Linked DNA regions of Homo sapiens: region 1 is linked to region 2. The links are chromatin loops, found by intact Hi-C in ENCODE. Cell type or tissue: gastrocnemius medialis. All regions are shown on one strand. Each heading gives the region's core, and the rest is flanking DNA. Links, peaks and the distances in the headings are about the cores only.

Region 1 (12,475 bases), core at 3,246-8,245, 100 kb before region 2:
TTCTCAAGATCTCAGTCTCCCAAGTAGCTGGGATTATAGGCATGCACCATCACGCCTGGATAATTTTTATATTTTTAGTAGAGATAGGGTTTCATCATGTTGGCCAGGCTAGTGTTGAACTCCTGGCCTCAAGTGATTTGCCCGTCTCAGCCTCCCAAAGTGCTGGGATTGTAGGCATGAGCCACTGCGCCTGGCCCCGGTTACTTACTAATTAAAACTTTTTTTTGGTAAGGCCAGGCATGGTGGCTCATGCCTATAATCCTGGCACTTTGGCTGGCCAAGGTGGGTGGATCGCTTGAGCCTGGGAGGTAGAGGCTACAGCAAGTTGTGATTGTACCAGAGCACTCCAGCCTGGGCAACAGAGCAAGACTCTCTCTGAAAACATATATATATATTTTTTTTTTGCAGAGACAAAGTCTCTCTATGTTCCCAGGCTGGTCTTGAACTCCTGGGCTCAAGAGATCCTCTTGCCTTGGCCTCGCAAAATGTTGGGATTACAGGTGAGCTACCACATCTGGCCCACAAAACAACTGTATCAGTGGATAAGCTTTTTTCTTGGTTTCATATTTTATTTTTTGAGACAGTCTCGCTCTGTTGTCCAGGCTAGAGTCCAGCGGCGTGATCTTGGCTCACTGCAACCTCTGTCTCCAGGTTCAAGCAATTCTCCTGCCTCAGCCTCCTGAGTAGCTGCGATTACAGGTACGCACCACCATGCCTGACTTATTTTTGTATTTTTAGTAGAGACAGGGTTTCGCCTTGTTAGCCAGGCTGGTTTCAAACTCCCGACCTCAAGTGATCCGCCTGCTGGGATTACAGGTGTGAGCCACCATGCCTGGTTTCATATTTTAGATTCAGAAACTTGCCTTAAATTGTCAATTGAAAGAACAAGTTGCAGTGAGGGAATATTAATTAAAACCTGAAGACAGCCCTTTGCCCTTAATATAAGTTTTTTTTGGTTGTTTGATGTGTGATTTTGTATTGTAATAAATAGGCGAAAGCAGTATGTCCTACTTGTGAAACTGAATTAAATCAGAAGGGCTCTCACAACCCTTGAGCTATGGGAACAAGCTTGTCCCCTACCAGTGCAGGTGAGAAAGGTCATATAAGAATTTAAAGGCCCAGCACGGTGGCTCACGACTGCAATCCCAGCACTTTGGGAGGCCAAGGCGGGTGGATCTTAGGCTGGGAGTTTGAGACCAGCCAGACCAACATGGGGAAACCCTGTCTCTACTAAAAATACAAAATTAGCTGGGCGTGGTGGCGCATGCCTGTAATCCCAGCTACTCGGGAGGCTGAGGCAGGAGAACCGCTTAAACCCAGGAAGTGGAGGTTGTAGTGAGCCGAGATCGAACCATTGCACTCCAGCCTGGGCAACAAGAGCTAAACTCCATCTCAAAAAAAAAAAAAAAAAAAAATTAAAGTGGAGGGACCAATAGAGTCAGTGGTCAGGGATTCACTCTGGAGGTGAGCTGTAGCTAGGCTTTTGAAAATGGGTAGAACTGATGTCCCAGGTAGGGCAGAGTGAGTGGATTTTACAAAAAGACCTATTCAATCTTTGTTTCTCTAGTCTATGAAGACCTGCCTGTAGTGGACTTACACAGTTTTGCGTTGGTGAGGAGGCGGGTTAGGTTAGTGATAGAAGAAGGCAGGGTCTTATCTTTTGCAAAAAGACGCTGCTGTGCAGGTGAGGTTTCTCTGAGTGAAGCTCTCCTGCTGTACATTACAATCATTCAGATACAAGCCTTCACCCACTTGAGGCTCAATCATGTCTTTCTATGTTTTGATTAAGGGACTGCCTAAGGTAGATCCCTATAGTTATTCTAATTCCATTTGCCCTGCCCAGAAAGAATTTGTAGTACATGATATCCCTCATTGTTAAAATATTTAATACTTAAGCAATTTTAGAGAAAAAGAGCACTTTCCTCTAAATTTTCTTAGTCTTCGTTAATGCATATAGCTTTATTAAGAAAACTGCAATCAATGGATATTTTGGACTATTCTTTGTCAGCTAACATTCTACATATACGTATCAAATTCCCACAAACTTGCTATTTTAAACTGTTAGGTAATATTCAATCATTAACATGGCGCAGATTATTTAGCTACTCTCTTGCTGTCTACCTACTATTTATCTTTAAAAAAAAAAAAACTGATTTGGCCGGGCGTGGTGGCTGACATCTGTAATCCCAGCACTTTGGGAGGCCAAGGTGGGTGGATCACAAGGTCAAGAGATTGAGACCACCCTAGCCAACATGGTGAAACCCCATCTCTACTAAAAATACAAAAATTAGCCGGGTGTAGCCGGGCGCGGTGGCTCACGCCTGTAATCCCAGCACTTTGGGAGGCCGAGGCGGATGGATCACGAGGTCAGGAGATCGAGACCATCCTGGCTAACACGGTGAAACCCTGTCTCTACTAAAAATACAAAAAATTAGCCCGGCGAGGTGGCGGGCGCCTGTTAGTCCCAGCTACTCGGGAGGCTGAGGCAGGAGAATGGCGTGAACCCGGGAGGCAGAGCTTGCAGTGAGCCAAGATGGCGCCACTGCATTCCAGCCTGGGCGACAGCGAGACTACGTCTCAAAAAAAAAAAAAAAAAAAAAAAAAAAAATTAGCCGGGTGTGGTGGCGGGTGCCTGTAATCTCAGCTACTCAGGAGGCTGCGGCAGGAGAATCACTTGAACCCGGGAGGCGGAGGTTGCAGTGAGCCTGGATTACACCACTGCACTCCAGCCTGACAACAGAGTGAGACTCCGTCTCAAAAAAAAAAAAAAAATTTATTTAAAAAGTGATTCAGAATTATTTCCTTGAGGTATAATTCCCAAAGTGAAAGGCTGCAGCTTTATAGCTCTTGCTACACATTTCTTTCCAGACCGTGTAACAGAAAGACCAAACCAATCTACTGTGCTAATATTGAATATAAGCACCACTCACCTACTTTAGGAAAAACAGAAAATCACTATCAGAACACCCGTGCAGAATTAAGTATTCAATACATCAATAACAACCTCAGTGAATGATCTTCAGCCAGCAACCTCTGCTCTCACCCGTTCTGTCCTTTGATCAATAGTAATAATAGTTTTAAGATTTTTCAGGTGGGTACAGTGGCTCATGCCTGTAATTCCCGCACTTTGGGAGGCTGAGGCGGGTGGATTGCTGGAGCTCAGGAGTTCAAAACTAGCTGGGTAACATGGTGAAACCCTGCTTCTACAAAAAATTAAAAACAATCAGCCAGGTGTGTGCCTTTAGTCCCAGCTACTTAGGAGGCTGAGGTGGGAGGATTGCTTGAGCCTGGGAGGTCAAGGCTGCAGTGAGCTGAGATTGTTCCACTGCACTCCAGCCTGAATGACAGAGTGAGACCCTGTCTCAAAAAAAAAAAAAAAAAAAAAAAAAAGAATTTTTTTTTCTTATGTGCCAGGCACTCTTCTAAACACTTTGATTTACCTTATAGCATTTCATTCTTACAATACCTTAAGAGAGGCACGGCCGGGCGTGGTGGCTCACGCTTGTAATTCCAGCACTTTGGGAGGCCCAGGTGGGTGGAACACGAGGTCAGGAGTTCGAGACTAGCCTGACCAACATGGTAAAACCCGGTCTCTACTAAAAATACAGAAATTAGCTGGGTGTGATGGCAGGCGCTTGTAATCCCAGGTACTCGGGAGGCTGAGGCAGGAGAATCACTTGAACCCTGGAAGCGGAGGCTGCAGTGAGCCGAGATCATGCCACTGCACTCCAGTCTCGGCGACAGAGTGAGACTCCGTCCCCTGCCCCCCCCAAAAAAGAGAGGCACTACTAGTTTCTCTTTTCTACAGGTAAGTTTGATTAACAAAGCTGTAATCAATGGATATTTTGGACTATTCCTTGTCAACTAACATTATTCTGCATATACATATCAAATTCCCACATACTTGCCATTTTAAACTGTTAGGTAATATTCAATCATTAATGTGCTGTAGATTATTTAGCTATTCTCGTACTGTCGACCTACTATTTGTCTTTTAAAAAACTGATTTAAAAAGTGATTTAGAATTATTTCCTTGAGGTATAATTCCTGAGGCTCAGAGATACAATGAGTTGCTTAAGGTCACAGAGCTAGAAAACATCAGATCTGGGGATGTTTTCAGAGCCCCTGTCTTAACTCTGGGCTCTACCACCTTGGAATCCTGGAAGATTCTGCTACAGATAGGAGGAATCTGAAAGAGCCAGCGGGACCTCTCCTTTCCCACTGTCTGTGGGCATTTCAGCAGGGCACCTGACTCCCCTAGGGAGAGGAAGAAACACTTTTTAGGTGTTAGGCAGCTGGCAGGTACCAGTCAGCAGCTCATACCATTGCCTAAGACCTCAATCACAAAGAGTTGGGGGGCCCCAGTACCAAAGAAATGAAAAGCCAAATCCTTTTACTTTTGTGCATTTCCACCACAGGAAGTCCAGGCCAAGGCCTCAGCAGCTGACTGTTTCAAGACCACCTGCTTCCCCACAGCCTCCTTAAACATCCAGGTGCAACTCCAGGGGCAGTCCTGGAGATCAGCCAAGCAGGGAGCTTGCAGACACCAGCTGTCAGCATCCCAAAAATCTGATAGGCGCGGGGAACCCTGGTGTCTCCAGTTTGCTCCCCTCACTCTCTGAAGATAAAATCCATCAGGTTCTCAGGCAATCCCATTTCAGTAAAAATTCAGTGTTCCCTTCCCCATACGCTTATTCATGGAGATATTTTCATACTTGCAGCATCAGTGTCCTGTATTTAAAACCTTAGCACAGATGCCTCATGAATGGCTGAGCCGGCTGCAAATACTCAAGGTGGCTCCCTGCACCATTTTTAGAAAGAACTTGTTGAGAATTTTCCAATATGGCTTTTAAGGGACTAACCCCCTCCCAATAGACTTTGAGCACCACAGTCGCTTGTGGCCTGCCATGGTTGTGTAAGCACACTTGGGCTTAGGCCAGCACCTGGCTTACTCACTTGACAGCATGGAGTCTCCTTCAGCCCCCACTTTTGAGGGCAGGTGCTTGGCAAGTCATTAGCCGGTTTCTATCTTATCAGTGGGTTCAATCTGCTTTTGTAGCTGCAGTCAGGATGCTGCCTATAAACACCCTGATTTCCAAGGGGCCTTCTTCCAAAAGTAAACTGGAGTTGGAGAGAGAGGCAGGGCTGGCACCTTGGCACTGGGAGCCGTGCCAGGAGCCAGGCCAGCTGTACTTACAGCCGCTTGGTGAGGTAACGATTCCCCCCAGCTGTGGAAATGGAGACAGACTGCATTTGAGAAACTTGCCCAAAGTCATAAGACTATTAAGTGGAGGAGCTTGGGCTAGAACCTGGGCCTGTTGTCTCATTTGTCACCATCGTAGTTAGATACTAAACTTACTGCCATGGTGTAAGGGGGGATATTGAATCAGCCTTGCTCAGCAGAGGAGGAAATGAAGACACAGGAAAGTCAGGTGATAGGACAGGCTGCGAATGCAGGCAGAGCTGTGCCAAGCAGTTTCCATGCCAGGAGTGCTTGTGAGCTTTTCTGGAGTGCCCATTCCCTTCTCAGACTGCAGTACCTCTTTAAAAGATGGCAGGGCTGAGGAGCCGAGGAGGCGTTCCTTAAGCAAAGGTTATGCTAGGTCTTCTTTACCCCTCTTCACCTCCTACCCACTGCTGGGCAACATGACCTATCTTGGGCACTAAGTTCTTTTGACAAATATGAGTGTGGGCCTGTGGTCTACACTGTTCACACCAACACCAGCTCAGTTCCCAAATCCCTAGGCTCTGGGATGGTTTCTTCGTCATCTGGTCACCCCATGCACATTCATTCAGTTAGGAGGGAAAGCAGGCTTTCTTGAGTACCTACTATATATCAGGCACTGTGTAAGCTGCTTTTCACTCACCAGCTCATCTACCCAATAACCCTACCATGTGGTATGATACCGTTAGTTGCCTTGTTATAGATGGGGAAATTACTATTATTTTTTTTTCTTCTTAGATATCAGATGGGGGAAATTAAAGCTTAGCAAGATTGTGAAACAAGACCAAGGTCACGCAGACCTCAGCAGCTGGCAGGAAAGCCCAGGCTTGCCTGGCCCCAGAGCCAATGCCCTTTCTACCATGCCACCCTGCCTGGGATGTTCCTTTCCCTCCACGCTTTAGAAATGCAACTGGGATGATTCTTACAAGGGCATTTCCCATTCCAGAGCTGCTGTGAAGTCATGTAACTTAGGATCCTTTTTAACTTTTCCCCTGTGGTGGCATTCCCCCTTCCTCCTCCTCTTCTATTTGTCATTTATACTAAGGTGCAAATTTCTGGCATCACCACTATTGGGCAGGATCTGGGGAGTCCCAGGGGCTTTCCAGGGCCCTGAAATACTTCCATCAGCCCCCAGGGATGCCCTCACAAGACACCTAGACTAGCTAAAAGGAAAAACTACAGAAATAGAATCTGTGGGGAGACAAGCACATGTACACCTTGCCAGCGGTACTTTCAAGGGATTACATTTTTCTGGAGAGCAACCTGGTGATAATAACAGGAACTAAAAAGCATCCATAGCCTTTCATCTGGTAATCTGGTAATGTAAGTTTGGAAAATAGGCCTCCAGGAAATATCCCAAAGGGAAAAAAAAAGTTCAAAGATATTCTCAGCACTGTTTACTACAGTTAAAAAAAAAAATACTACAAGCAACCTGAATAATCCATAATAAAGCAATTGGTAGGAGACAGGTAAGAGAGTTATCTCAACCTAAGAAAATGTATGCAAAATAGTACACTCACATTCACAAGGAAATTCAAAATGGCACAAATAGTATGTAGAGACTAATCACTACTTAAAGAAAAATATTTGAGGCTGGGTGCGGTGGTTCACTCCTGTAATCCCAGCACTTTGGGAGGCCGAGGTGGGTGGATCACTTGAGGTCAGGAGTTTGAGACCAGCCTGGCCAACATGGTGAAAGCCCGTCTCTACTAAAAACACAGAAAAATTAGCCAGGCGTGGTGGTGCATGCCTGTAATCCCCGCTACTCGGGAGGTTGAGGTGGGAGGATTGCTTGAACCTGGGAGGCAGAGGTTGCAGTGACCTGAGATCACGCCACTGCACTCTAGCCTGGTGACAGAATGAGACCCCATCTCAAAAAAAAGAAAAAAAAAAGCACTTGATAAATACATGATGATGAGGAAAAAAGAGAATGATATAAGATGCATTGCTTAATAGGCTCTGTCTTTTTTAAAACTGTTTAAGTTCATCCAAGAAGATAAAAACAGACAACAACAAAACACTAACATATCCTTAAGCAGAAAAGGTGGAAGAGAGAAAGTAGGTGCCAATACAAATGCAGGAAGGAGACAAAAATATGGGTTAAAATGAAAGCTATTTCATTCATTCATTCACTCTTTTTTTTTTTTTTTTCTTAGCATTTCCTTGGCACCTACCATGTGCCAGACACTGGGCTATGAGCCCTGGGTTATTACAGTGATGATACAATAGGTTGCTGTCACTGCTAGACCTTTGTCATCAGAGGGCTTCCTGTGCTCAGGGGACAGCACTCTCCAGATCCTGGCTCGCTGCCACAGTTGTCACTCTGAGTGGAGGAGAACGGACGCGGCCCTCAGAAGGCAAGCTGCTGCCCGAAGGACCTGAGTCTGCCGGACTCCACCTGGAGCCAGAACCACGATCCTCTTCATAACATGAGGCCTTTTATGGCTCTATCTGCTCCCCACTGTCTGGGCCCAGTGGTAGCAGAGGGGTTGACAAGGACTCCACATGCATGGCACTGAACTTCTCCATCAGAGTAGCCCCCTCCAAAACCACAAACACACACCGCACAAGTCACATGTGTTTAAACACAGGAGTCACCACAGCTTTGGTGAAAACTGGGGGCTACCAGCTTGCAGATAAGCTGTTGAATTCTACCTTAGGATGACACAGCTGATATCGCCCCCAGAGCACTGATGGGACAGGTATGGCAGACAGCTGGACCTGGGCACGGGGGAGCCACAGACCCCAGGATCTTGGGGAGAAGATCCATGAGCTGGGATTCCCCATATTTAAAATACCTGATAGAATGGCTGGGCATAGTGGCTCACACCTGTAATCCCGGCACTTTGGGAGGCCGAGGTGGGTGGACCACTTGAGGTCAGGAGTTCAAGACCAGCCTGGCCCACATGGGAAAACTCCGTCTCTACTAAAAATACAAAAATTAGCCAGGTGTGGTGGCATGTGTCTGTAATCCCAGCTACTCGGGAGGCCGAGGCAGGAGAATCGCTTGAACCTTGGAGATGGAGGTAGCAATGAACCGAGATTGCGACACTGCACTCCAGCCTGAGAGACAGAGTGAGACTCTGTCTCAAAAAAACAAAACAAAACAAAAAACCCCCCAAAACAAACCTGCACATGTACCCCTTGAATCTAAAAGCTGAAATTTTAAAATAAATACATAAAAATACCTGAACAGCTGGACCGAATCTTCCCAACGCTGTCTTGAGGCAGCATCAGTGACCTTTGCCCTGGTGCCTTGAGCTAAGGCCTCATGGCTTGCCAGGCCCCGTGGAGGGAGGATCCTGGCTGCAGGAGGCAGAGCAGGTGCCAGGCTGCACTTCCACATCAGAGAACACACAGTGCAGCAGCCACTTCTTTACTTTTGGACAGCAGGGCCAGGGCCCCCAAATCTGTGATTTTTTAAAAGGTCCTGAGGTGATTTTCATGCTCCATGAGCTTCGGGAGTCACTGGAAATGCCGACCAAACATGCTGTCTTTGGAATCAGAAAGATCTGGGCTCAAATCCCAGCTCTGTCACTCATTAGCTCTGGGACTTGGGGAAATAACTTAACCCCCTGAGCCCCAGTCTCCTTACCTGTAAAATGGGGACAATAATACCCACATCATGGAGTTACAACAGGACAGGTGCTCGAGTACACTGAGTCCCTCATCTTAGCGCACATCACACGCTGTAATTACTGGTTTACTGGTCTAAGTGTCCTGTGCCTGGACACACCCAGAGGGCAGGTGTCCTGTTTACTCTTTTATCTCCAGCGTTTAGCACAGGGTTTTGCCCTCAAGAGCACTCACTCTATTCACTGTGGAATAAATGGGTGTTGGGAGGATTGATAACATGTAGAAGGTGGCTACCACAGTGCCAACTCATGGGAGACGCTTAACATTAAGTTCCCCTGATACATGATAATGTCCATTAAAAACACACACACAGGTAGTAGCTTTCCTCAGTAGGCAGTTCTCAGCCTTATCCCTGCCCCTGAATTAAATTAGTCCACTTACAAGAATCCTATGGGAGCACACTGTTTAAGGACCACAGGCTGATAAGAGAGGCCACCACTGCTTTATTTCTATCTGTACCAGTGTCTACTTTCAACAGCACAGGGCCATGGTCTCTTATAAGAGAAGGTGAAAAGTCTCCACTCACTGCTAAGCTCATGGTGTCGCTCAGAGCCACTCACCCCACAGACTGTCGTGGTCCCACAGCAGCCACTAATAACGGAACCATTTCTGTTCTCCTTGGAGTGGCAGTTGGCAGCGGCAAACAGGAAGTTGTCTTGAAGTAGGGTGTGGTTATGCCCTGTCAACATATGCGTACAGACACATACTTTTTTTTTTTTTTTTTCCTTTCTGGCCCCCTTTTCTCTCCCTTCTTTAGAAGCAAAAGGTCTGAGTTATTTTGGTGAAAACAAACTTTTTACATGATTTAAGATCAACCATCACTACCACACAAACAAAAACCCAGGACAGAAAGGGGCCTAAAACACAGCAAAGGGTCTATTTTCCTGCCACCAGTCACTCGCTTGTGGCATTTAGTTAGGAACTGACTGTGTGTGTGAGTGGGTGTGCTTTTTCCCCTTTATTTCTCTGGGCACACAGGAAACAGAGCCCTAGCTAGAAACCAGCCAGACACGCTGCCCAGCATCCTAGTGAGCCCGTCAGTCCACCTGTGGGCCAGTCGCCTGCGTTGATTCAGGGCCTGCAGTGTGCATGCACTGGACAAGGACCATCGTGGACAGGAAAGAAGGAAAAAACCAGGGTGCTAGTTTCAAACAATTTGTACAGTTTGAATAGAAAGGACCCTGAACATGTCTTAACACAAAGTACATATAAAAACAACAAAGAAACACAATGACTGAGTAGATAAGTGCACTGAGTAGATAATACACGGACATAAACATGGGGCGTTGGGGTTGACACGCCGGGAAGGTTCATTGCAGCTGGCTTCCCGGTGCTCTGAAAGGTGTGCTAGAAAATTTTCCACTCCACTCCTTCTCAGGCCGGAGGCTGGTGCCTCCAGAAGGGCTGTCCAAAATAGACTGGTCCCCAACCCAGCCTCCTACTCCTGACCTCTTTCTGAGGCAGCTACTCTCCCCGCTCCCCGCCTCAGCCCTGTCTCGGCTCCAGCTCCAGCCCACAGCCGGAGAGCACTGTCTATGCTAACACTCATTTTGCTAAATGCCTCGTGGGCTGCCAGCATGATCTGCCTGCCAGGATCTCTGTTCCGTGACCTGCGCCCAGCCCCACGCCGTCCTGTGTGGCCCTCGTGCCCTGCGCTCACACTTACACATCCCGGGGAGGCTGCCTTGCCGTTTGGATAAGGAGGCTGACACACGCTGGGCAACGCGACTCGTGGTAGTAGATGTTTCCTGGCTCCTGGATGAGGGCCCTGGCCAGTCAGAACGCACCACTTCCCCTTTAAGAGAGCACGCCCAGACGAGATTAGGGAAAGGCAGAAAGAAAAGCCCGGAACAGTCAGGGTTGTATCCTGAATTTGGCAGATGAACTTGGGTATTCCTGAACCACACACACAAGGTGTGGTCAGAGGCAGCAGGCTCCTCAGAGGAGTATCAGAGCCAGCGCTGTGTGTGCAGGGCTGGGCCTTTCCGCAGCCCTGGAGCTGCTGTCTGTCTGGCCTGGGTCCCCGGTCCCCAGGCAGCCTGAAGACACCTCAGGCCTTCCCACTCCCTCTTCGCTCAGGGTCTGACCATCTTGATAGGCAGAGTCCACTTCATTACCTAGCACTATGCCTTAGAGAGAGTAGAGAGGTCATTATAATGATTGGAAAATACTTTTGTGGGTTGTTGGAACTATTGATTTAAGCAGGGAGATTTCATTCATTCTGGATATTTAGAAAGTTTGGTCCCTGATCTTGGCCAAGGACAGTAGATTTGGAGGGGGGAGAATGCCTACCAAAACAATGGTTCACAAAGGCCACACGTTATATGAAATGTCCAGAATAGGTAAAACCATAGAGACAGAAAGCCGACTTGTGGTTGTCAGGGGCAGGCTGGGAAAAGAAGGCGGGGGGAGTGACTGCTTAATGGGCACAGGGTCTTCTTTAGGGGTGATGGTTGCACAACATTGTGAAGGTACTCAATACCACTGAATTGTACATTTTAAAATGGTTAATTTTCTGTGATGCAAATTTCACCTCAATTAAAAAAAAAACAGTGGCAAAGTACGCTTTGCGCATCTTTATCTTCTGCTAGGACCTCTCCTGTGTGGCATCCAACATTTCTTTGCAAAACCTGGTTATTACCTGATGAATATTAAATCAACCTTAGATAAGGGGTACATGCCTTTTAGTAAAAAAAAAAAAAAAAAAATTAAACCTTTAAGACACAAAAGTATTCCAAGACTCAGAAGTATGATTTTCCTGGAGAATTTTGGACTGTGGGGAGACAGCACTCCCTCACGTCATGATCACATACTTCCTCTCATCACACACAAGCTAGGCAGAGCCTACTAGGCATTAGAGAGATTAGAGAGGGCATTATAATGACTGCCTATGTAAGATGGTCTCCTGTGGGGACCATCCCTTCAGCCACTTGAAAACATAACCAAAGCCAGAGACAGTGAGTCCCCCGTGGGAGAATTATTCAGGGAGAACATGACTGGACTTCTGGGTTCTTGGCTTCCTTTTCCCCTCTTGTTGAGAGAGTTTCTTCCCAGAATTGAGGAGAATTCATCAGTTTCAGATTGAGAGGGAGTTGTGCTGGCTGGCAAAGCAGAACTAGTTTCCACAGTTCCATTTGTTTGGAATGTAGTAGGGGGGTGTTGAGGGGGTATAAACTGACCACCCATCTGACCAGCCCTCGTTTTCAGTCATTTGCAGCTTTGGCTGGAGATTGTCTGTTCCCAACAGTTAGGCTGTGGGCGTTGTTCCCTGATCCCAGGCTAGCAGGTCAAGGGCCCCTGGGCACATTCCCTTCACCCAGGGGACTGTGGAGTAGAGGCCTGCTGGATGTTGCAATGCTTAGAAGAAACACAGATGAAAGGGCAGGCCCGAGGCCTGGGAACCTGAGTCTTTCCAGAGAAAAACGTGAGTTGCTTTCCTAGTATCTCTGCAAAGAGTTTCAGGATGACCTGGAGGACAGAGATGGGAACAGCTACTCTTGGGCCAGCTCTCCCAGAGCAATCTGGACCTTCTAGAGCATTGGCCCCTGCCTCTTGCAGCCCTGCTCTCCCTCCCTATCTCAGGTGCCCGTGTAGGCTCTTGGTAGCCTTACACCT
Region 2 (12,475 bases), core at 4,087-9,086:
ATGGAAAGCATAGATGGCGTTTCTGCTCTGCCAAGAGCAATAGCTATTTATCATGGCAAATGACTGAAATAGTTGTACATACAATGCTTTACTCAGCGCTGTAAATTACAGTATACAGAAGATTAAGCTTAAGCCTAATGCTACCCTTGAGCTTCAACAGCTGAGTCCTATAAATGGATACCCGTTAAGAGGAGAGAATCTTTTTCCTGGTTACTACTTAGGAGTGTATCTCTATTAAAAGCTTGTCTTAAACATAAATTACCAGGAAGCCTGCCCCTTACCCCAGGCAGACTTTTCCTCAGGGCATTGACTCACATGAGTCACATCTAAATGACACAGTGACAGGCCTGAGACTATAAGTGTGTGCTGTGCTGACCTCAAGAGGGACAGCAGAGGAAATGGGGGTGGAGGTGGAGGGACTTCACAGAGCACTGAATGACCACTCACTTTTAGCCAGTCTGATCTGAGCCCAAGGAGGGATGGAGAGACCCTGCCAGACCTTAAGGAGACCTTTAGAATTAAAATAATCCTGAACCCCAACCCCTTCAAAGAGAAAGTTTCTTTATCTGTTATTCTGTAAGCATCAAGGAACCATGACCTAGAGCTGAAACTTAAATTTCCTAGCTAAATTCTATTCTCCAAGCTCTTGCTTCTCAAAGTGGGTTCTGTGGACCAAAAGCACCAGCATCACCAAGGATCATGTTAAAAATACAGACCTGGGCTAGGTGCAGTGGCTCATGTCTGTAATCCCAGAACTTTGGGAGGCCGAGGCAGGCGGATCACGAGGTCAGGAGTTCAAGACCAGCCTGACCAACATGGTGACATCCCGTCTCTACTAAAAATACAAAAATCAGCTGGGTGTGGTGGTGGGCACCTGTAATCCTAGCTATTCAAGAGGCTGAGGCAGGAGAATTGCTTGAAGCCAGGAGGCAGAGGTTGCAGTGAGCCGAGATCGCGCCACTGCACTCCAGCCTGGGCGACAGAGCAAGACTCCGTCTCTGATAATAATAATAATAATAATAATAATAATAATAATAATACAGACCTACTGAATTGAATCAGAATCTGCATTTTTACAAGATTTTTTGGACGATGTATATGCACAGTAAAGTTTTGAGAATCAAAGGACAGGGAAGCAGGTGTCAAGCAGGGAGGAGGAGCCCCCTGATGTTCTCACTGAAAATTATGACAAATGACAAATCTGATTTATGAAAATAGGTCCTAGTAGTGGATCATAGGATTCTGAGTTCCCCTTTGTCCAATCCTACTTCAGAACACTTTCGGGAACTTGAGAGAGAGATTATGAGCTGTGAATGAAGTATCACTTGAACTTGAGATGTGCCCCAAAGCATCTCAGGGTGTAAAACAGTGAATCAGCCAAAAGTTCATGCTTCACAAATTAATCAGGGTGCCTCTAATCCCCTATGAATTAGTAGGCTGAGAAGCATTGCCAGTGTTTTGGGCCATGATTTCAATTCTTTATTGTAATTACCAGTTGACTGTAAGTGGGTAAAGTATGCAAAGATTTTTGTGTTATCTGAGAAGACAGAGATTGTGGATAACTTTAGTCTTTAAAAACTAAAGTTCTGTATGCATGTTAAAAACGTAATGGCAATCATTAAACATATAGATTTTAGAAATAAAATCTATTGTGACCAAGATACCAGGGGGAAAAATGGGGACAGGTTAAGGAAAATTGTACTAATCTAATGGAAGGCAGAAAAGGAGAACAAAGAAGCAAACAAAAAGCAATGTAAACGGAAATATAAATTAGAAGTTAGAAATAAGTCCAAATATATAAAGTAGTTACAATAATTGTAAATGGATAAAACTCACCTATTAAAAGACAATATCAGATTGGAATTTTTTTTTTTTTTTTTTTTTTTTTTTTGAGACAGAGTCTCGCTCTGTCGCCCAGGCTGAAGTGCAGTGGCACGATCTCGGCTTACTGCAACCTCTGCCTCCAGGGTTCAAGCGATTCTCCTGCCTCAGCCTCCTGAGTAGCTGGGATTACAGGCACATGCCACCACACCTGGCTTATTTTTGTATTTTTAGTGGAGATGGGGTTTCACCATGTTGGCCAGGCTGGTCTTGAACTCCTGACGTCAGGTGATCCGCCTGCCTAGGCCTCCCAAAGTGCTGGGATTATAGGCATCAGCCACTGTGCCTGGCCAGATTGGACTTTTTAAAAAGCCAGCGATATACTGCTTTACAAGAGAGACACCTAAAACAAAATGACACAGAAAAGTTGAAAATAAAAGATTGGAAAGAAATAAATGAGGCAAATACATATTGACCCAAAGAAAATTGAATAGCAATCTTAATCAGATAAAATAGAACCTAAGGCAAAAGCATTAATAGGCACAAAGACACCACTACTAAAAAGACCTCACAATTAAGCTTACATATACCCAACAGGACAGCCTCAAAATTGTAAAGCAAAAGGTGTCAGAGTTACAGGAGAGACTGACACACTTAGAATTATCACAGGAGACTTAAAACTCTCTTCCCAGAAATTACAGAGCAAGCAAACAAAAAATGGCAAGAATGAATAAGATTTAAACAAAATAAACAATATATGGAATACTGTACACAAGAGAGACATTAAATAAATTTTCTAATAATACATGATCTAAATTACAAAATATACAATAAATATATGGAACTCTGCCCACAACAGAGAGATTATATACATTTTTCAATCACGTGAGACATTTACAAAAGTGGTTCACATGCTAGCTAGTCACAAAGGAAGTTATCATGAATTATAAAATGGATAACCTATAACTAATGTTCTCTGACCACCATCAATTAAACAAGAAATCAAAAATAAAACAATAGTAAGGCCACTCCCTCACCATCCTTTACATCTGAAAACTAAAATCACATTCCTAAATTACCATCTGGCAGTGGTGTGGTTTTTTTCCTATGTGTGGCCTAGTTGCTATGGGACTAGTTAATTTACATGACAATTATCAGGGGTATCACAAGAAGCAGGAAACTCCCAGACCATTGTAGCTTCATTATTTTCTATTTTGAACTAAACTCTAAGCCAAAGGGAAAGTGAAGCACCTGATTCCCACAAGACAAGAAGGGCATGTGTGAATTAATTATGACCTAGTCATACGGCACTAGAAGCTGCTCTTGGTACATTCCCAGGCCCATGCCCTGCACTGCCACACTATACCCATCTCTTTCTGCTCGCCAGTGCTGGGTGGATGACGAGACTGTCCTTGAATTGCCCCTGGGACCTGGGAAAAGGTGCTATTTAATGGCTGTGGCACCTTACAATTAATGTCATCCTGGAATCGAGAAAATACCGTAGTTAACTGTTTGTAGGGGACCTTCTGTCTGCTCTTTCACTTCTGAAAAAGGAGTGGGAAAGGCTAAACAGGAGACACAGGGGGAAGATATAGGCCCAGGTATCTCAGGAAAAATGAGCACTTCCCCCTAAAAATCCCCCCAATCAAAACCAAAACCAGATGGATAGTTCCTCCCCAGGATGTGCTACCAGTCCAATGCAACTCCAGTGCCGGCTGAATAATGAAACAAATACAAAAAAGAAACCCCCTAACAACTTAAAAAGGATGGAACGCAGGATCGTGGTAACATTGATCAAATCACATTGATGGCAGGCCTACAAGTTGTGTAGACAAGTGAGGGTCGGGGAGAAGTGGTTAAAAAAAATAAATGATAGGACCGTAGTTCTTCAGCCTGCATGTGGGGCACCGGGGAGGGCAAAAAGTCCAGTGGTTTCTTGGCTCACAAACATTACAAGCCACAGAGGAGGGCAGCTCTGGGGTACACCCTCTTCCTCTGGCCACCCCACTTGTCTCCCAGGCTGGCTCTGCACTGCCACCATCACCAGTACCCACCTCAAAGAGCAGCTAAGGCAAAGGTTGGCCATAAGGGCTAGAAGTTCCTCACCACCAAACCCTAGGGACCCATGGGTTTGTTGTAAGAATATGACAAAGGCAGCTCAGCCAAGAAAGTGGGAGGAAAATTTTCAAAGGGCCACCATCTAGCCCCTGCCTTCTTAAACGCACCGGGAAACTTGATTCATGTTTTTGGAGCTAGTGTCACTATCAGGATGATGCCCAGAGCTGACAAATGCAGGTCACAGGATTAGGGTGTCAGTCAGAGCCAGCAACCCTTTTTTTTTTTTTTTTGAGACAGAGTCTCCCTCTGTCACTCAGGCTGGAGTGCAGTGGCACGATCTTGGCTCACTGAAACCTCCACCTCCCAGGTTCAAGCGATTCTACTGCCTCAGCCTCCCTAGTAGCTGAGATAACAGATGTGTGCTACCACACCTGGCTAATTTTTTGTATTTTTAGTAGAGACGGGGTTTTGCCATGTTGGCCAGGCTGGTCTCCAACTCCTGACCTCAAGTAATCCACCTGCCTCAGCCTCCCAAAATGCTAAGATTACAGTGTGAACCACCGCGCCCGGCCCCGCAGCCTTCTCATTAATAAGAAGAGCACTACCATATACTCATTAATAATGAGTATTATTAATGCGCTTTGGTTAAGAGGGTTGCCTCATTTAAGAAGGTGCTTGTTTAAGAAGATTACATATGGGGTGGAGGCAGCCACTTATAAAGATGAGCAGAAAACCACAGCCACAATGTAAACTAAGCCATTGTTATCTTAGGAAAATGCACCCCTAGAGAAGGCTTCGGAATTTGAGAAAATAATTCAGGGGGAGAAAAGCAAAGTATCTATGACGCTAATAAACAAACAAATAACAGAAACCAAATCTTAAGACATCTGTAGTTCCAGCATGGTAAAACAAAGACAATGGTTGCTTTCTCTGGAAAAAAAAAAGATTATTTTTTCCAGGTAAAGTGGGATTCATCATAGTGAAATGGTTTACTGACTCTTTCATCCTTTATGCCCCCCAATTTATGTTTTGCCCTAGACCTATCTATTTCCTATGAGTCTCCTATGCAGCATTCCCAAATTTGCACCCAGTTTTCAGAAGCGCCTGGCCCTGCAAAGGAGCAAGGGAAAGGTCCTACCCAAACAATCAACGGTATTCCCCGATTCTAGGATGCCATTAATTGTGAGATGTAACATTAGTTTAACAGCACCTTTTTCTGGGGAGGGGGGAACCCAGAAAGAAAGCCTGGCAAAGTAGCTCTACACATCATGGGAAGAAGCACTGCGGGTTTAGAAAAGATATAGCTTGGAAGTATCTTTAGAGATTTGTAGCATCTGGGGGCAAGCCTGCACACAGGTTTCTAGCATGTGACACTCCAGGAAGGAGTCAGTAACTCTCCGTGATCCCAGATGAAGACATAAGAATCGGCTCCTTGAGAATACTCCGAGGGCCTCCCTAAAGAAAATTGATGCAGAATGCTGCAGCTTACATGGGATTGGGTTCTAGTGTCAGGGTGGGAGGCGAAAATCCTGTAGGACAAAAACTCCTCTTGAAAGAGTACAGTACACGTAGTATGTGGGACAGTGGGCCCTTCCCATGGCCAGTTTCTCCTCCAGAGTTGGGAAACATCTTTGTTTCTTTGCTCAGACACCAGACGAAAGGGTGAGCTAGTGTCTAGGCCCACGTTCTTAGGAAAAACATGCAGTTTTGTTGTTCTTGTTGCCCACTGCATGTGGCTGAATTTGGATGAGGGCGATGTGACTCCAATGTGAAATAGATGCATTTTTGTTTTTGACTCCAAGACCTCTTGGCGCTTTAATGTGCTAATAGCTGCTATGAGGCTCTGGGAGGGGGAGTCTGGCACAGTTTCCCAAGGGTATGCATCTACCCAAACCCTTGTTCTTCGTATGGGCTCACTGTTCCAGAGAAAGCACTGTTTGGGAGATGCTTCTCTGCTTATGGCTCAGGATAGGGAGAATTCCGAGATGACCTTTTGAATCAGCGCTGCTAACATTCTTTACTCAGATTTAAATACAGGAATGTTTGTTACCCGAATTCTCCTCGGTGGATACAGCTCTGAGGAATGGAATGGAGCAGCCTGTATGGCAAGGACACACCAGTGATGAGTCAGAAGCCAGGGGTCACGTTACAGCGAGAGCCCTCCAGCAATCAGCTGTGGTCAGGGATCAAAGCCATGGCCTCCCCACTGCTCACAGAGGGATGCCTTTCCAACTGCGTCTCAACAGAGTTGGTCATTCTCTTTCAAGCAGCCATGTCTTCCAAATGATTGTACTTGCTTACATGTGGAATTTGGCTTATTCATAATTGGTGAGCCAATTTCCCTTCCTTGCTGGCTTCCTTCCTTCTTTCTTCCAAGATTCTTTTTTTTTTAAGAAAAACAAACAAACAAACAACCCCCCCCCCAAAACAAACAAACAAACAAAAAACAGTATATTGGGCATCAACTTTTGAGATCCAGCACTCCTTGTGTGGACTCAGGGAATTGAATGGTGAGCCTGACAGGGGTCCTTGTTCCTTGAGAGTGTGAGAGGGGGGAGGGGTGGATAAGTACATAAGAATTTGCACCAGCCACCATATATGCTAATATTGGTGAAGCAGAAGGTGCCAACAGCACTTGAATTTGGGATTGGAGGAGTGCTTCCTTCTGCCTGTTTATCCACCTGTTTATCCCAGACACTTTTTTTTTTGAGACATAATCCTGCTCTGTCACCTAGGCTGGAATGCAGTGGCACAATCTTGGCTCACTGTAATCTCTGCCTGCCAGGTTCAAGCGATTCTCGTGCCTCAGCCTCCTGAGTAGCTGGGATTATAGGCACGTGCCACCATGCCTGGATAACTTTTGTATTTTTAGTAGAGCTGGGGTTTTACCATGTTGGCCAGGCTGGTCTGGAACTCTTGACCTCAGGTGATCTACCCACCTTGGCCTATCCCAGACACTTCTGAGTGTCTACTAGAAGCCAGGAAAAGTGCTCCCTGGTGGGACTCAGCGATGCCCAAGGAACAGTCCTAGCCTTCAGGAACTCACTGTCTAGTGTTCACAGTGACTCTTCTGCACAGTAATCAGTGCTATAGGTCACAGAGATGCAGAGGGCAAAGGAGCCAGCTGACGATTGAGTTGGGTGGCAGCTAAGCCCAGCATACATGCCAATAAAACACTGAGGGTACTGCCAGCCTAAAAATGGTGCCTGTTGGTGAAGCAAAAATGAAGTCATCTGTCCTTGGAAAAAAATCTCAAGACACAAATAAAATCACCTATTGTCAATTGGCTATTGTCAAGGCCAACAACCCTCAGGTTGCTAACTTAGCGACCTCTTCTCTTTAGTGTCTTACTCAACCTCTTGGCATTTGACATGATCTATGAAACGCTTTCTTCTCTTGGCTTCCGTGTAGTCATTCTCTGCTGCTTTTTCTGCCAAGTCACTGGCCATTCTCCTTCAACCTAACTCTAAATAAATGTTGACTCTTCCCTTTCCAATCTAATCCAATCCATTCTGTCAGCAAATTCTGTCAGCTACATTTCCAAAATAGATCTCGAGTTTATCCTTTTCTCTCCATCTCCACGGCTACCACGATGATCTGTTACCGCTAGCTATGCATTAGCTCCTTCCGGGTCTCCTGGGCTCCACTGCAGCCAGAGTGAGCTTCAGAAAACAGAAACCAGATTATGCCTTTCCCTCACTCAATACCCCCCAGTGTCTTAGCACCACACGTAGAGTAAAACCCAACCTTCAGACTCTGTTCTACATGACTCTGACATTCTGGTCCTTGTCTACTACTCTGAAGCCCTCAAATGTGCCTTGTTTGTTTTTACTCTTCTGTGTTCTCTGCTGGGACACTCTTGTGACAGCTTTTCACATGGCTTGATCATGTATTTGTTTATGTTATTTAACCTACCAGAACATAAGCCTCAAGAAGCCAGGCCCTTATTTGTCTTGTTCACTAATGCATCTGCAGCATTAGAACAGTGCCTGGCATATAGCAGGTGCTCAATAAATATTTTTCAAATAAACAAATGAATTGAAACCATGTGACTCTGGAGAATGTAATCCAAGACATTCAGCCTTCAAGAAATAGGCTTTGATGAGATAATAAGTAGAAGATTGTTTCAATTAAAAATGAATTCTGGCTGAATGTGGTGGCTCATACCTGTAGTCCCAGAACTTTGGGAGGCTGAGGCAGGAGGATCGCTTGAGCCCAGGAGTTTGAGACCAGCCTGGGCAACATGGCGAAACCCGCATCTCTACAAAAAAAAAAAAAAAAATTAGCCAGACATGGTGGCTTATGCCTGTGGTCCCAGCTACTCGGGAGGCTAAGGTGGGAGGATCACCTGAGCCTGGGAAGTTGAGGTTGCAGTGGGCAGTGATCATGCCACTGCACTCCAGCTTGGGCAACAGAGGAAGACCCTATCTCAAAAAAAAAAAAAAAAAAAAAAAAACAAAGACTAAATAATCCTAAAGTTATGAAGATCCTATTAATTTATTTCTAAATTTGAACTGAACCATTATATCTGCTGTGTGCTTATTTGCAACATTTCTACTCGATTCACAGAAACATGAAAAAAGAGAATTTCACTGAATGGAGGAAATTTATCTACTCTTTGTGAGTCTCATGGATCTGCTCATTTGTTGGGGATAAACAAGAAACTACAGGTAGAATTTTTAGGAGAACATATGTGGTACCCACTCCATCTCTTCTACAAGCTTCCTTCTTTTTGCTTTCATGTATTTAAAGGTCTATTTCAAATGCTGTGGTTAAGGCTCTAAACACATTCCCTATTACCAATTTATTTCTCCTTCTCCCTTACCTCAAAATTGTGTTCAAGTTCTCTGCCTATGCCAATAAGCAGAGAAGATCAGTGGTGTGGATTAAAATGAGAAAGAGCAATGAAGCTCACCTGCCCCAAGCACCTGTTATTTACTTTTCAGCATCCTACAGGGGATGGAAATGACTTTTCTGCATCAAAGTTTAGTTATGGTATTGCAGCGAGTTTGAGACACAAAACATATAACTGATGTAGTAGTTAAGGCACTCTGGAGTCAGACATTGGAATTCTGGTTCTGCCAGTTACATCAGCCTGATCTTGAACAAATTTCTTAAGTCCTCCGGGTCTCCCTTTCCTTGAGTGTGAGATAAAGATAACACGACCAGATATCACCTTAGGGTGATGGCATGATTAAATAACACATTAAAATGTTTAGCACATAGTAAGTGCTCAGTAAGTGTTTTAGCTTTATTGCTGTTATTTTTATCCTGCATTAGGGGAGTGAAAAGTGGGACCAGGTCAACCTGCTATGTTCTGGACCCAGCATTAACTTTAATTTGAGCAGTAGCAAGTCCAAAATATAAAAACTTGAAGTGAAGCAAAACATGGTCCTACTTAGTCGTAGATTCTCTCGGTTGTAATGCTTGATTTATGGGATAATCCTTCGTTAATCAGTCATTCTGTCATTTCTTTCCTTTGAGATTTTCCTAGGGTCCATCATAAGGATTTCCTTAGCATCTATAGTGTAACTGCACTTTACTAGGGATGGTGGAAAAATGAAATAAGCAAAAACAATAGCAGACATTGTTTCTGATCATAAGGAACTCAAAAGATGATATCAATACCAGGAGTTAATTCTGGATTTGGGAAAGACTGATCAAATTCAAGTTAAAAAAATTCTACTGGTGAAATAAAGTTTGCACAGATTCCTGTGCTCTTGCCAAGTCTTATTAATTAATGTTATCAAACGACAAAGAATATGTTCAATGAGAATAATTTCCTTTATTTTATACTTCTGATGTTAAAAAAATCTAGTCATATAAAAGACAACTAACAATAACAGTAACAACAATTTAATGTCAGCAAACAAATCTAACTTAATTGACAAAAAAACCCAAGCCCCACGCAATGGCAATCAACACCTTCAGAAAGGAAGTCTTGGCGGGATAATTAGCAGGTGATAATGCCCCTGACACTCTGAGAAGCCCAGGGGGCACTGACATCAGGAGGGACTAACTCTCTCTAGGGCTCAGAGGCACACATGGTTTGTCTCTTCCTCAACCAGAGGTCACCTGGAGATAGACAAAATAAAAAGAACAATTGCAGGGAACCTTGGATCCTCATGATTTAGGCTCCCATGTGTAGCACTGCTGAGACATGCTGTTCTCAGTATCCAACCAGCATCAGCATCTGGATGTACACAGAAGGATGGGGTGCCAGCCAGGACATGCCATGCCTCACTCCAGGGGTGAGTTTCTGCCACTTATTTATTTTTCTGCTCAGCCTCTCTGCTTTAGCTCACAGTTCATTAAATTCTACTGCATCACCATCAACATGAAAAACAGCTACTTGAAGGGCATTCAAAAATATAATCAGAAAAGGGAATAAAAAGCCCTCTCTGAGAAGGAGGAAAAAAAATCTAATCCTCTCTTGTCTATTGAATGACATCCAGGTTCTCTGGTTCTAAACCATTTTTTTTTTTTTAAGTAGCAGTGACATCCAAGGATTATCTCTGTCTGATGGGCGGGGTGTGCAGCCGTATGGCCTTCTGCTGAGAGGACTAGTGCCAAGTGTGGCAGACAAATTCTGTGGGATCTGTGTACATGAAGGTGTTATTTCTTTTGCCTTTAAAAAAAAATTATTTTGAAGTGGAAAGGACTGCAATTTTATGGACTGCTGTAAGATAACTTGTTTTACACTTTGCATGTATGTGTGATGGGGAAATAATTCCAATGGCTAGCTCTGTGCAAGCTGAAGGAGTCAACTTTCTACATGCGGCTGTGATTCCACAGAAGTCATTTCTGGGCATAAACACATATTTTACTTTGATAAAAAATTTAAATACAGAAAAGCATGAAATACAGTATAATAAACAGGGGCATGTTATATTTTACGGCAGTAGTTCCCAACTGGGGGCGATTTTGCACCCTAGGGGCTATTGGCAATGTCCCGAGATGGTTTTGGTTGTCAAGATTAGGAGTGGGGTAGAGACTGCTATTGCTATCCAGTAGGTAGAGGTCAGAGAAGCCACTCAACATCTTATAGTAAGACACAGAATGAGCCCCACAGCAAAGAATTATTCAGCCCAAAATGTCCACAGTGCCCATGCTGAGAAACCCTGCTTTACTGTAGGTAGTTATGTAACTATATTAGAAGATAAGGACCCCCCAAAAAATCCTACTTCTTTCATTTAGGCAAATCAGACAACTCACCATAAACGTTCACCCCAATTACAAAACTACAACCTGGATCTACCTATTATTTTTTTCTTTAATTACAATAGTCCAAATTGACTGAAAATACACAATTACTAAAAAGTAATAAAAAATTTTTTTCCAGTATAGGCACCTTGCACCTCCTTGTTTTTGTCTTACATACATGCCTGTGCACACACACAGAGCATCATCCTCTGCCCTGTCCCTGGATTCTCTCTGGGCTGAGGTAAGGACCCACCACAGCTCTGACAAGACGAAGAGTCACAAACATCTCCTTTTCCACAGTAATCACAAGTGAAAACTCTGGACAAGATTTCATTATAAATCTCTGTAGCTTATCCCTCAGTTAATAATTGTGAAACTTTTTTTTTAAAGCAAACTTTGTTGTACCACTGTGCTTTCCACATGCAAGTTCCTTTAATCAACATGAAACTTTATGAGATAAACTATTATTTCCATTTTAATACGGAAACAGAAACACAGAGGCAAAGTAACCTGCCCAAGGTCACACAGGGAATAAGGTGCAGAGCTGGAATTTTTTTTATTTTTATTTTTTGAGACAGGGAGGGTCTTGCTCCATTGCCCAGGCTGAAGTGCAGGGGCACAATCTCAGCTCACTGCACCCTCCACCTCCCAGGCTCAAGCAATCCTCCCATGTCAGCCTCCCAAGTAGCTGGAGCACAACACTACGCCTGGCTAATATTTTTGTATTTTTGGTAAAGATGGGGTTTCTCCATGTTGCCTAGGCTGGTCTCGAACTCCTGAGTTCAGGGTGATCTGCCCATCTCGGCCTCCCAAAGTGCTGGGATTACAGATGTGAGCCACTGCGCCTGGCCTAGAGCTGGAATTTTAATCTATCAAATGGGTCCTAGAGAGGTTACACTCAACCACTAGGCTCACACGCCATGTCAATGCATCAAATTGGGATGGACAGCTACGAGGGACAGAGATGCCTGCAGAGTGGAACTGGGACTCCCAAGGTAAGGCTTCTTGTTTCTGTTTCCCCCTTTCTACAACTATTCCTAAATAAGCTTATCCATTCACCTAAGGGACTTTAGAAACAAACTAATCCCTTGAAATCCTAGATCTCGTGGGGAGAAGTTTAAAAAGTGTCTAAAAGGCTGTTGGTACAGACTTAGGAAACAGACCCTAGGAAGCCATCCCTAATGGGGTGACACAGAACGTGGCTCCAAGAGCACTCCACTTCCATGCCAGGCAAAGGGTCTCCCCAGCAGTGGTTGCACCTGCTTTCTACATCTGGGATGCCAGCATGGGGCACACGATCAGGAGCAGAAGGACTGTGGCCAGCCCTGGGCGGGGGGCTCCATGTCACCCCTGTAGGACGCTATGGCACAGGCTGGATGGACCTCGGCAGGGA

What was found. Hi-C counts contacts between places; a loop is a spot of excess contacts. Peaks named below come from ENCODE experiments on the same cell type or tissue, not always from the same donor. Only the 100,000 strongest peaks of a DNase experiment are listed, where the experiment ranks them.
Region 1: a loop joins it to region 2, with 3 times the contacts of the local background. A loop is called at or near these places in 5 of 110 quality-filtered maps.

What each region holds. Positions count from the first base shown.
Region 1 is chr7:105,668,526-105,681,000 of GRCh38, forward strand. All of the region lies in intron 3 of ATXN7L1 (ataxin 7 like 1), which reads right to left. Among named protein-coding and RNA genes, the nearest start is that of EFCAB10, 93 kb to the left of the region's middle. RefSeq lists enhancers at 7,384-7,884, 7,759-7,808, 10,407-11,346, 10,480-10,619, 12,151-12,475. In gastrocnemius medialis, for the core only: no CTCF peak of the experiment used is centred there; DNase peaks (open chromatin) are centred at 4,946 and 5,476; H3K27ac peaks cover 2,111 bases.
Region 2 is chr7:105,770,201-105,782,675 of GRCh38, forward strand. The region is part of intron 3 of ATXN7L1 (ataxin 7 like 1); the gene reads right to left. Among named protein-coding and RNA genes, the nearest start is that of ATXN7L1, 100 kb to the right of the region's middle. RefSeq lists enhancers at 2,103-2,602, 5,455-6,038, 5,628-6,827, 6,039-6,622, 6,623-7,206. In gastrocnemius medialis, for the core only: no CTCF peak of the experiment used is centred there; a DNase peak (open chromatin) is centred at 6,041; H3K27ac peaks cover 2,041 bases.